3 separate regions of the Homo sapiens genome follow, and regions 2 and 3 are each linked to region 1. Evidence: chromatin contacts called from ENCODE Hi-C or POLR2A ChIA-PET data. All regions are on one chromosome and are shown on one strand. Each heading gives the region's core, a stretch centred on a gene start or an enhancer-like site at or near the end of the contact. The rest is flanking DNA. Distances are from core to core; before and after follow the strand shown.

Evidence for each region. A loop is a pair of places that touch in the nucleus more often than their neighbours do. ChIA-PET counts read pairs that join two places held with the same protein, here RNA polymerase II (POLR2A). Pooled maps may share reads with other maps.
Region 2: a loop to region 1 is called in a map of CD8-positive, alpha-beta T cell, with 6 times the contacts of the local background. The contact joins the promoter of DLGAP1-AS1 here to the promoter of SMCHD1 in region 1. A Hi-C loop is called at or near these places in 5 of 168 maps with a recorded cell type or tissue (B cell, CD14-positive monocyte, CD8-positive, alpha-beta T cell and 2 more), 11 of 37 single-sample maps with no recorded cell type and 22 of 50 pooled maps. POLR2A ChIA-PET finds 5 or more read pairs at or near these places in 5 of 52 experiments (B cell, CD4-positive, alpha-beta T cell, GM10248 and 2 more).
Region 3: a pooled map shows a loop between it and region 1 (6-fold over the local background). The contact joins the enhancer-like site here to the promoter of SMCHD1 in region 1. A Hi-C loop is called at or near these places in 5 of 50 pooled maps. POLR2A ChIA-PET finds 5 or more read pairs at or near these places in 2 of 52 experiments (HEK293 and activated naive CD4-positive, alpha-beta T cell).

The regions. Positions count from the first base shown.
Region 1 is chr18:2,653,902-2,658,026 of GRCh38, reverse strand. SMCHD1 (structural maintenance of chromosomes flexible hinge domain containing 1) reads right to left here and starts at 2,301. Exons shown (of 48, transcript NM_015295.3): 1 at 1,766-2,301. The coding sequence starts at 1,951. It also overlaps the pseudogene CBX3P2. RefSeq lists silencers at 1,599-1,778, 2,009-2,458 and an enhancer at 3,493-4,122.
Region 2 is chr18:3,591,239-3,595,363 of GRCh38, reverse strand. DLGAP1-AS1 (DLGAP1 antisense RNA 1) reads right to left here and starts at 1,250. Exons shown (of 3, transcript NR_024101.1): 1 at 1,124-1,250; 2 at 880-944. The region is part of intron 7 of DLGAP1 (DLG associated protein 1); the gene reads left to right. RefSeq lists enhancers at 1-78, 1,491-1,610 and a silencer at 199-493.
Region 3 is chr18:3,295,018-3,299,142 of GRCh38, reverse strand. No RefSeq gene overlaps it. Among named protein-coding and RNA genes, the nearest start is that of MYL12-AS1, 35 kb to the right of the region's middle. RefSeq lists enhancers at 1,858-1,937, 4,098-4,125. Within about 2 kb of position 2,047, at least 21 of the 41 ENCODE cell types and tissues checked have a DNase peak (open chromatin) inside an H3K27ac peak, as active enhancers do.

The DNA of each region.
Region 1 (4,125 bases), core at 1,052-3,551:
GAGCCCAGGAGCTCGAGACTAGCCTGGGCAACACAGCCAAACCCCCGTATGTACGAAAAATACGAAAAAAAAAAAACATAGCTGGGCATGGTGGCGCTCACCTGTAGTCCTGGCTACTTGGGAGGCTGAGGTGGGAGGATCACCTGAGCCCGGGAATATTTGGGCCTGGGAAAATGTTTATTACAGCATTACTTAAAATCAAAAAAATTAAAAGTAATGTAAATGTCAACAGAAAGGAGAGATTCGGTTATGTAAATAGTGGTAGCAAATGGACCATTTCAAATTTTGATTTGAAGACCTACGTTTAAAGAAACTTCTGACACTATTAAGTGAAAAAATTAATAGAATATAAAACACATATTTTAGTAATTTAAAAAATGGAGTGGGAAGGAGGAGGAAGGCTGAAAAGACATAACCTCAGGTGCTAAGAGTAGTCATATAGTAGTTTTACAGCGAGTAAAAGATTTACTTGTTTCCCCCCTCTGGTTCCATATTTTCTTTAATGTACTGATATTTTTACTATAAACACAATAAACGTAAAAAGTTTCCCTTTTGTAGAATGGTTCTGAATAGAAAGCATTCAACAAAAAAGATGAGCATTCATTCACTTTTCAAACACAACGGGAATCTACTACGTTCAGGCACAGAATTAACTTGAGGGGATAGGTTTTTGTCTTCATTCATTTATCCATTCTAATCTGGGCATTTACAATGTCGCAGGCACAGTTCTAGACGCTGGGACTACAGCTGTGAACAAAAGAAAGTCCTTACTTCTCCAATCGTTTTCATTCTACGGATCACGATTTCAATTATTTCAGCAACCATACAGTTATATGGTCTAGAACATTTCTAAACCTATCAGCCTCACGACAAAACACGGCTTCAAAGTTCTTTTTTTCCCTTGGACGCTAAGTGTTCTTAACAGCTTAAAAAGGGACCTCATATGGTTAATTCAGAGCATGACAATATTCCTTCTTCAAAGCTCAGGCAATGCCACCACCTCATATCTATAAAGTACATCACAGTTTAAAGCGGATTTCCCTCCACGTTCATTTTCAAAGCGAACCAATACACGGGGTAGGTACGTTTTCTGGTGCTCCACAGCCACCCATACCAACCTTTGACTTGGTTTGGAAATTCCCAAGGGTTAGGGCTCAGACAGGCAGAAGGCCAGCTCTACCTGCAGAGCTGACCTGGACAAGTGTCTCCGTGCGGAAGGATCCCCCCCGCCGCCCCGCCCCAGAAGGACCTGCAACCTCGACAGGGCAACCCGGGGACACCCCGCATCATCTAATGAACTTGGGGGAGATGACTCCGGGCATTTCACAACTTCCCACCGTCGCAACACTCACAACAGAGCCCCTGGGCGTTAACTCCCTTCTCTCGTTTTAAAAAAGTTACAAAGTAAAAACAGACACCACCAACGGCTTTCCCTAGACTGCAGGGCCGCAACCGGGCTAAGCTCGCCCAGGGCCAACAAACGCTGAGCTCTCCACCCGGGCCGGCAAGGCCTCCCGTAAAAGGAGCGGAGGCAGAGGGAGGGCCACGGGGGAGCCGGCCCTGCACTTCGAGGCCCGGGCCAGGGCCCGCCCGAGGCGTCCGGCCACCAGGTCACGGACATGGCGGGCACACGGGAGAGGGAAGCCAAGGCCGCAGGACCGGGACCGGGTGACAGGTTTATTGCCCTCAGTGAGCAAGTTGAGTTTCTCATCACCCTCCCGCCCCCAAGTCTACACGCGCATCCCTTCCTCGCCCCTTCGCGTACCTGACACACACACGCGCGAAATCCCGCGTAGTCCGAGCGCTCCCCGACCTGCAGAGGCCGGTCCCCGAGCTCGGACTCCTTTTCGCGCCGATCAAACAAGTACACCGTCCTGTGGCCGACGCCTCCGCCATCCTCCTCAGTCCCCACAGAGGCCCCACCAGGCCCGCCGCCGTCCGCCGCTGCCATATTGGGGAAAAGGAGAAAAGACAGCGACGCCTGCCGCCGCCGGGCTCAGGGCTGAGGTGCGCGCTCCGCGCGGCGCCTTCAGCTCCAGCTCCCGGGGCGGCTCGAGGCCTCGGCCCGGCGCGCTGCAGCTCCTCGTCAGCGGCGGCGGCCGAGCAGCGGCAGGCGCGAGGATCACCCGGGAACCGATTCAAACGCGCTCCTGCCCGTGCACCACGTCACTTCCGCGGCCCGCCACTCCTGAGGAGAAGGGGACGCGCGGCGCGCTCCTCACCGGGCCCGGGCCCAGCGCCTATCGCCGCCCACGCGAGCCTCACGGTGCGACCCGCGACCAGCGCCGCCGCCGGGACTGTGGCGCAGGAGGAAGAGCGGTGGCGGGTGGCGGGCGGCGGGCGACAGCGAGGGGCGGGGCGAATCCAGCAGGCCGCGCGGGCAGGGGCGGGGCTTCGCCGCGCGCGCGCCCGGGGCCCGCCCCCTCGGCCCTCGCGAAGTTGGAAGGAGGCTGAGTCTTTCGCGGCTGCCTGCGCCCTGCGGGTAGTCCTCAGAGGCCGAGGCGGGAGAGCAGGGCTCGGGGGCAGCGGGGGAATCTCCCGAAGAGCTGTGTTCTCTCTGTGGAAAGGGCCCCGCTGCCTTCCCGCCTCTCCAGGATCCCGACTGAGCTTGTAGGTGCCGCGCCGGCTGACTGAGCCCTCTCTGGCTGGGTCGCGTGGACGCGGCGGCGGGAAGCTTCAGGCCGGCGGTACTCGCCGGGCGCAGAGTCCACCAAAGCGAGCACGTGGGTCCCTCTGCCGAGAAAATAGGCGCTACGAGAGCCGGCGCCCCTTTTTCCTCCTCATTTCTTAGTAGTACTGGGTGGGCTCCAGCGTGGGCCCCCGAGGCAAAGCGGGTCCGTGAGAACGTCAGAAGGGCGCTCTGTGACGTCACAGCGTCCCCGCCCCCCGCACCCTCTGGGGGCCCTGGAGCGCCGACGGCATTCGGGGTACGGGGGTGACTCCAGCGCCCTAGTTTTAACGCTGCCTGCGCTTCGCGGTCTCCCACGTGCGTGTAAATTCTGAAAGAACCCACGCCACAGTTACTAGGGTTAAATTAGATGTTCGCAAAATTCTTAAGGCCTAATACGTTTTCAATCAAAGCCTTTAATCGTCGTTACCGGGCAGCGTTTCATTAACTATCCTCATCGTGGGCAGGTAGTGCCCTAACTCAACAAATAAAATGCCATTGTTAGAGGACTAGGTTTACTCTCCAGTTCTTAGAAATCGTGAATACTGTATACTTGAGAGTGGTATGTAAATTCAGAAACCCAAAGGTAGCAGATAGAGGGGTTTTTCAAATCTCAGAATATAAGCCTGGATAATAGTGCGTTTTCTGTTTTACTAGGTTTGCTAAAACCTTATATGGACAGACTTACAAAGTTAGTGTTATGTTAGAAACCTAGATTTGCTTGTGGATGTCAAGACGTTTCAAGATCGTGGGGAATGTGTGTATAAATTGACTACACATATACTAGAGGTAGACACCAACTAGAACGAAATTGTGAAGGCGTGTTTGGGGAACATACATTGTTTGGCTGGAAGTGAGGAGAACTGAGCGGTAGATGGTGGAAGATAAAATTGGAAAGACATAAACTGTGGCCAAATGCCGTTCATGTTCCTTAAGGTGGAGGTGGAGGAAAAGAAAACAAAAAAGTAACCCCCGATTCTAATGGAATTTCTTTGAAGTCTGATGTTTTATTTACCTTTCAAATTCATGCGAATGTCTCATTCTATTCCTTTATATAGTGGTATTTGAGTTAAATGACTCAAAGAAAAACACAAATTGTTTTTCTAATTCTTAGTTAATGGGTAAGATGAATTGCCTCTCTACTTCAGCAAATTGAGATTAGAGCTGGAGATTCGTCATCAGGGCAATTTCTCATTTCTTTGTAATACCAGATTATACAAGCACACCTCTTTCATGTCTTTAGAAGAGATTTCAGGATCATCTCTAAGAGATTTTTTTTTTAATGGTGCCAGAGAAGTGTACTGCAGTATTATGGGCAGCTCTTGATGGGAACATTGATGTCTTACCTTGTTGAGAGATCGAGTCTGAATCAGTTTCTTAATGGCAGTATGGCATCACTTTTGTTCTCAGAATATCAAACAATTTTTTCATCAAAGAAAGATGACGAGTTTGTTCTT
Region 2 (4,125 bases), core at 1-2,500, 940 kb before region 1:
AGAAGTTTTAGACCTCAGCCTCTGGCCCTGGGCCTTCTGAAATGACCTTCCTCCAAACACCATTTAATTTCCGCTAACTTAGTTAATGAATGGAACTTTCTGAAGACAGCAGTTACTTTGATCTGAACCCCTTTCCTAGTTTCCAGTTAACATAGCCAGAGGGAGACAGAAGGGGTGCCCGCCTCTCAATGGGTGCCCTCTCCTCCTGCGTGGCTGGAGCAGCTCCCAGCTGTAGCTATTCCTCTAACGCAGAGAGAGCTGCAGAAAGCAGTTCCCAAAAGGAAGAAGGCAAGTTACAAATACCGCCGTTGGCATTTTCGTGGGTGTTTCCCGCCACATAGAGATAAAAGCTTTGAGGTGGGGCTTTGAGGCACACTCTCTGGGTAGCTGGGCCTGCAGTCTGGAAATCCTAAGTAATCCTTGCAAATAGGCTAACTGGAAGCCAGCAATACAAATGAGCAGTGCTTCTGGCCTGAGAGAAAGGTGTCTGCATTCAAAGTACAACTTCAGATAAAAATGGAAAATGCCAGTCCCACCCTGCAGGAATCCTGTTTCTGGGCTGTTTATCCTCACTGCCATCCACCCTACCCTTGGCTGTGACTAGGATGTGAAGAAAGAGATTGGGTGGAAAAGGCTACCGCAGCTCTTGCTCCGTTTAACTCACCACCTTAAAAAACATGGCCTTGGCTGCTGCTTTAAAACAACAACAACGAAAATCCCCAGCCCCAACCCAGAGGTTTAACCCTGCAGCTAAGGTGAAGTTTTTGTTAAGGTGATAAGGTAAAAAAGGACGCCATTCTGAGCCTTGACTTCCACTCTTCATACTTTTCGGAAGACAAGTCCAGCAAAGACCTCCACCCCTTCCAAAGAGCGACTTACCTCGTAGCTGATCCACAGATTGCAACGTACAGATGTGATGTTCCAGGCTTGGCCACAAGGGGACACTAGAGAGTAGGACTGCCCGCGTCAATGTTTTGTTTTTTACAGACTTTTGGTTGGGAGGGAGGGAGGGAGGGAGGGGGGTGTGGGAGTGGTGGGGGAGATGCTGGCTTTAAAAAAAAGTCCATTTGTTCCCTGAGATTGTGCCACTTGCCCTTTTATAAGTCAAAGGTTGCCACGTTACCTGTTGCCAGGTTCCTGAGAGTGCTTGGGGAAAATGTGGGCGAGAGAGGCACAGCACAGTCCTCCGGCTTGGTAGGTTTCAAGCTCTTTTGACTGGGCTGGCGCTGACATTTGCAGGGGCAGCTGCTGTGGATTGCCTGCGCATTGTTTGGCTGTAGTTCTAACAGAGGAGTGGCTGCGTCTGACATCATTTCCAGGCATCAAGTGCCTGGGGCTTTTTTTTTTTTTTTTCTTTAATGACGAACTCTCTGACCCCTCCCTGCCTGGATTTTTGTACAGTACATGCACTGTGCAAAACAGCCTCCACTCAGGAAGCCCAAGTTTTGTAGCAGCTTGTTGAAACAACTTGGGTGCCTTTTAAAAAAAATAAAGTTGTGACTCTGAAACAAACCTTTCCATTCTTCCTCCTTGCTGAGAACAATGTTGCGTTTGATTAGCAGCGCAGCCAGTGCTTTCTGAAAGATCTGCTCTCCCCAGAAGAGGCGGCTGCTATCAGTTGAATAGATCTCTAGGCCAGACATGCCGAGGCTTGGGGCATTTGTCTGGCGTTAGGAAGTGTCTGGAATACTAGCAACTACCAACTGGCGTGTCTTATGACTACAGGAATTATTACACTACCCTCCATTTCATTCACATCCCCTCTCCTCCCCTTACACACACACACAAGCATATTTTTTTCTACTTTAGAAAAAGTTGAGCGAGTCATCTTGTGGTTTCCGTGGAGGATGTAACTGGGAGAGAAGACTGTGGGATACCTTGTATCTCCCAGAGGGGGGCCGGGAATCATGGTGTATGACCCACCCCAACAGCCTCTGATCTCTGCCTTCTCACCACTGACCGCCACGCTTTGGGTGGCCTTAAATGTGAAGCTGTAAATATTTTGAAATAAGGTAGTGATTTTTCCATGTGCATTTTGTTTTGTGGCATTTCTCTCCTTCTGCAATATTTTAAAAGTTGCAACTGTGCACCCCTTGTTGACCACTCCAAATTCATTCATTCACTGAAACTTAAGAGTTCCTGCAGAGTGAGGATGGCTGTGCACGAAGGAGTCCCTCGTGGAAACCACGGTGCTTTAGTGGACAAGGTGTTTACTAGAGAGTGTTTACTGGCGGGGGGCGGGGGAGATAAACAAAGGTGGTTTGAGTTAATGGTCAGATGGGAGTTGGAGCCCTGAGTACTCTAACTCTGTCACTGAATCTCTAGATGAGTTAGGGATGTCCGTTGCCTGCTCTGAGCCTTAATATTTTCATCAGTTAAATGGGGATAGTGGGATCTTTCACATATGTGAGATCATGTCTATTTTCTTCTTTTTCTTTTCTTTTCTTTCTTTTTTTTCTTTTTCTTTTTCTTTTTCTTTTTCTTTCTTTCTTTTTCTTTTTTTTTTTTTTTTTTTTTTTTGAGGCAGGGTCTTGCTCTGTCACCTAGGCTGGAGTGCAGTGGCACAGTCATGGCTCATTGCGGCCTCCACCTCCCAAGCTCAAGTGATCCTCCCACCTCAGCCTACCGAGTAGCTGAGACTTCAGGCGTGCACCACCATGACCAGCTAGTTGTTGTTGTTTGGGTTTTTTTGAGACGAGGTCTCACTCTGTTGCCCAGGCTGGTCTCCAACACCTGGGCTAAAGCGATCCTTATGCTTCAGCCTCCCAAAGTGCTGGGATTACAGGTGTGAGCCACCACACCCAGCCCCCATGTCTATTAAGTTCTTAGCACAGTGTCCAGTACACAGAGTAAGGATTTGCTCTCTGGTGATTAGGAAGATCTAATGGCATGTCACGGGTCTGGACTGAATCTCATCTCATCATCTTTGTTGTTGCCAGGGTTTGCGCATTTTTGCCGGTGGAGGACTCCAGCCAGACCGCTGATTTGTCTGGCATTTGTTGGAAAGTCCGGCCAGCATAACACATCACCGCAAGGAGCAGGAGCCCTATGATGCACTGTTAAGTGCACAACTATGGGGTCTGCTTGGCTGGAAGCAGCAGCAGCAAACTTGTCTATTAGTTATTTTGTCCTCATCAGTGCCAGCTGCTTTCCCAAGATGGCAGAACATTCATCATTGCTACCAGACAGCCTCGTTGGAGCTCTTTCTCTGGCCTCCTTTTTTGGCTTCTTTCTTCAGCTCTTCAGCATCATTCTCTGTGGGACCCTCCCTAGTTTGCAAATTCTTGTCTAAATTTCACTCATTATCATAACCATCCAATTTGAAAGAAACCTTGTCATCTAGTTGAGCCCCCTATCAGATGTTGGTACAATTGCTATAGCCTCCCAGCCAAAAGATGTGCTGGTCTGTGCTTGAACAGGTCCAGGGGCTGAGAACTCCCTCTGTTATGAGGTCCTCATATTCCTTCTATGGACGGACAATCAATGCCTGGAGAATTATTCTTTATGCCTCTCTGAGCCCTTGCCTTTGTTGTTCCTTTGGGGACTTATACAAAACAGGCCCATGCTATCCTCTAAGCAAGAGCCCTCCAAATAATTGAAAACCCCCCTTTCTTCTTTTCCAAATGAAACACCCCGTCTTTTTATTTTTATTTTTTGTTTTTTATTTTTGACGTAGTCTTGCTCTGTCGCCAGGCTGGAGTGGTGTGATCTTGGCTCACTGCAACCTCAATCTTTTGGGCTTCAGCAATCCTCCCGCCCCAGCCTTCCAAGTAGCTGGGACTACAGGTGCCACCTACTTGGAAGGCTGGGGCAGGATTCTACCACTCCTGGATAATTTTGTGGAGATGGGTTTCACCATGTTGCTCTAGCTGGTCTCAGACTCCTGAGCTCAAAGAGATCCTCCCACCTGGACCTCTCAAAGTGCTGGGATTACAGGAATGAGCCACCGCAACAGGCCTAGGTCCATACTTCTAATCCTACATGCCTTTCCTGAAATAGACACCTTACCTGACATTACAACCATAAGTCCAATCGTTCCCATTCTGTATTTCTACAATAGAAATACATTTATGTCCCCAGTTTAGGTCCTTCCAAGTTTCTTTTTTTTCTTTTGGCCTCTTCACA
Region 3 (4,125 bases), core at 798-3,297, 640 kb before region 1:
TGTGGTTTGTGATTTTTTATCCATTCTGCCCATTTATACCTTAAAGTAGAGCATTTAGACCATTTACATTCAACATTAATATTGAGATGTGAGCTACTGTTCCAGCCATCATGTTGATTGTTACCTAGATATTTTGTTTTCTTCATTGTGTTATTGTTTTATAGACCCTATGAGGTTTATGTGTCAAGAGGTTCTGTTCTGGTTTATATCAACCTTTTGTTTCAAGCTTTAGAAATCCTTTGAGCATTTCTTGTAGGGCTGGTCTGATAGTGACAAATTCCCTCACCATTTGCTTATCTGAACAAGACTTTATTTTGTCTGTATTTATAAGACTTAATTTTACTGAATACAAAATTCTTGGCTGAGGGTTATTCCATTTAAGAAGGCTAAAGACACTTTGGGAGGCTGAGGCAGGTGAATCACAAGGTCAGGAGTTCGAGACCAGCCTGACCAACATGGTGAAACCTCGTCTCTACTAAAAATACAAAAATTAGCTGGGCTTGGTGGCATGTACCTGTATTCCCAGCTATTCAGGAGGCTGAGGCAGGAGAATTGCTTGAACCTGGGAGGTGGAGGTTGCAGTGAGCTGAGATTGCACCACTGCACTCCAGCCTGGGCAACAGGGCAAGACTCCATCTCAAAAAAAAAAGAAGGCTAAAGATAGGATTCGAATTCCTTCTGGTTTGTAAATTTTATACTGAAAAGTCTACTATTTGTCTGATAGGTTTCCCTTTATAGCTTACCTGATGCTTTTGACTCACTGCTCTTAGAATTCTTTCCTTCACACTGACTATAGATAGTCTGATGACTATGTTCCTTGGTGATATCCTTTTTGCAATGAATCTCCCAGGACTTCTTTGAGCTTCTTGTATTTGGATGTCTAAATCTCCAGCAAGGACAGGGAAGTTTTTCTCAATTATTCCCTCAAAGAAGTTTTTCACTTTTTTTTTTTTTTTTTTTTTTTGCTTTTTCTTCTCCTTCAGGGACACCAATAGTTCTTATACTTGTCCATTTTACATAATACCATATTTCTTGGACGCTTTATTCATTTCTATTAATTCTTTTTTCTTTATTTTTGTCTGATTGGGTTAATTTGAAAGCCTTGTCTTAGAGCTCTGAAATTCTTTCTTCTATTTGGTCTAGAATATTGTTAAAACTTTCCAGCTCATTTTGTAATTCCCTAAATCCCTAAATGTGTCCTTCATTTCAAAAAGTTCTGGTTGATTTTTTAAAAAAATCTATCTCTTTAGAAAATATTTCATCTATATCCTGAATTGATTTTTAAATTTCTATATGTTGTTTTTCACCTTTCTCTTATATCTCCTTGAGTAGCTTAATGATCAACCTTTTGAATTCTTTGTCTGGTAAAGATTTCTCAAATGCCAGTAGTAGTAGTAATGAATTGGTCATGTGGACAGACTCAGGACCCCCTGGTTAGCCAGAACGATGCAGGCAATGGTGACAGCTGAGGTCATGCACAAGTTTTCTCCTTCCTTGGTGCAGTGTTACACTACTTGGAGATGCTGTAATGGACTGTCAATTGGCCTCCAGCCAGAAGGTGGCGCTTGCCAAAGAGCACCAGCTGCCGTAGTAGCAGTGGGATTTGTGCTTGCCTCATGTTACCCAGGGGAGGTACTCTGGTGACTCAGGTAATGGGTGGGGCCATAGAGCGCCAAAAAATTTCTGTCCTTTGTGTTAAGCTACCAGAGCAAGTGAAGGAGCAAAGCCAGGTGGCGGCTGGATCAGGCAGGTTCACGCTGTGGCTCCCCACATGCGGGGTAAGCAGTGGCCCCTGTGGGGGTCAGAGAGCATTTTTCTGGCCGCAGGGGTAATGTTGCAGGGAGGGGTGCAGCTGCCTCTGCTGCACAGAAGTCTCTCTACAGGGGTTGGGGAGTAGCAGGCGGCAGTAAGCCCCACCAGCGCCCATGCACTTGGCAAGGCCGGTCCCTCACCCGCAGGGTTCCGCTTGCAGCAGCTCGTTAGAATCCAGGCAGTCCGCATTCAGAACTCAAGACTGCCCCATGCCATAAGCCTTCCTGAAGGAGAGAACAACCAATGCTTTCAAGCCACGCCCCTCCCAGTCTGCCCGTGAAGCAGGGGCGCCCAGCTCCTGCACCCGTGGCTGCAGCACATTTCCCAGTCACTCCTTGGTTCTGCCCAAGGGGGTTTGTCCCCATTCGGCATTATATTGTGAACCCAGTTGGGAACTTCTGCCAACCTGTGACTGCTGTCTGAGTTAGCTGGCAGATTTCTGCACAGTCCTCTGTGAGGTAGGGTCGGGAATGTCTTCCCTCCATCCTCACTGGAGCCTGGGAGTGCATGCAAAGCCCGTCCCAATGATGCTTTTTCTCATACATTCCCCACTGCTCACTAAAATCAGCTCCATTGCTGGATAGGGTTAAGTTCTTCCCTCATGGGCCTCTATTGCCAGATTCCCAAGTGGGAGTGTATGTTCCAGAGGCAATTTATTCCTCTTTCACTCTGGGGAACTTAGTTTTCCACTGGCTTATGGTGTAGGCTGCAGCCCAGTGCTTCTTTCAAAGGGTCAGTGGCTTCTTTCAGTTCTCCTGTTAAGTTCCTGTGTTGCTTCTAGGAGAAAAGTTCACAGTGTGTGAGTCTCTACACACTATCTTGTCTTTCCAAGTGGAAGAGGCATGCTAACACTGCCTCCAATCTGCCATCTTGGGAGCAACAGAGTGAGAACTTGTCTCTTAAAAAAAAGGTGGGGAGGCCGGGCGCGGTGGCTCACGCCTGTAATCCCAGCATTTGGGAGGCCAAGGCAGGCAGATTATGAGGTCAGGAGTTCGAGGCCAGCCTGGCCAACATGGTGAAACCCCATCTCTACTAAAGATATAAAAAATTAGCCGGGCGTGGTGACGCCCGCCTGTGATCCCAGCTACTCAGGAGGCTGAGGCAGGAGAATCGCTTGAACCTGGGAGGTGGAGGTTGCAGTGAGCAGAGATAGCGCCATTGCACTCCAGCCTGGGTGACAGGGTGAGACTCTGTCTCAAAAAAAAAAAAAAAAAAAAAAGTGGGAGGGGAAGCGGTCTTTTGTTTTAGAGATATCTGCTTTAATATGTATGAACAAATATCAGTGATTTGCTGACAAAATGATTTGTCAGTGATTTACTTCAAAGTAATCTAGTGATGCAGGTAAGAGGGCTGAGGGATAATGATGAAAGGAAAATGGGAGGGGTTATAGATGAAACAAGTTTGGCCATGAGCTGATTATTATTGAAGCTAGGTGATGCCTACAAGGGGATCCATACATTATTTTCTCTTTGCAATACAATCCTGACCTGGAGTAAGGTCAAATTTCACAGGTTAAGGGAACAGCCACTCACAGGATGCCTCTTACCCCAGATACCAGCTGTTATATGTTCCAGGGTTCCTGAGCCACCGGTGCTTCTGACCAACTGACCACAAATGCAGGGATTCCCACTAACTCCTCAGGTTTAATAATGGACCAGAACAACTCACAGAATGCAGGCACGCACTATACTTAGGCTTAGTGTTTCATTATAAAAGACACAAACCAGGGACATCCAAATGAAAAGGTGCAGGGAGCAAAGTCTGGGAGGGTCCCAAATTCAAAGCTTCTTTATGCTCAGGACCTGTCATCCTCCTGGCACACTGATGTATGATTATCAACCTGGAAGTTTCCCCTAGCTTTCATGTCCAGAGTTTTTATTTGGGTTTTATTTTGTAGGCATGATTGGTTGAATCATTGGCAGTGTGATCGAATTCAGTCTCCAGCCCCCTGCTCCTTCCTGGGGGTCAGAGGTCAGAAGTCAGGCTGATATCCACATTGCTCAAAGCCCCAACCCTCCAGTCACATGGATGGCTTTTGTGGCATGTCCAGCCCCTATCCTGAGTGATATCATTAACATAAAGTCAGGCATGATCTGAGGATATTATTTCATAGAAATACAGCCTTCCACAAACGTTGGAACTGGTTAAAGAGTCTCTGTAAGACTGTAGTCCTTTCATCTGGTACTGGAGCTTGAAGTCCAGAGGGCAGAGAGTTGGAAAGCGACAATGGATATAAAGTGAGGAAGATCAAGAAAAGACTGGAACCCACAGCATGAACTAGAACCCAGCAGGACAAATTGAAACTCATGTCAG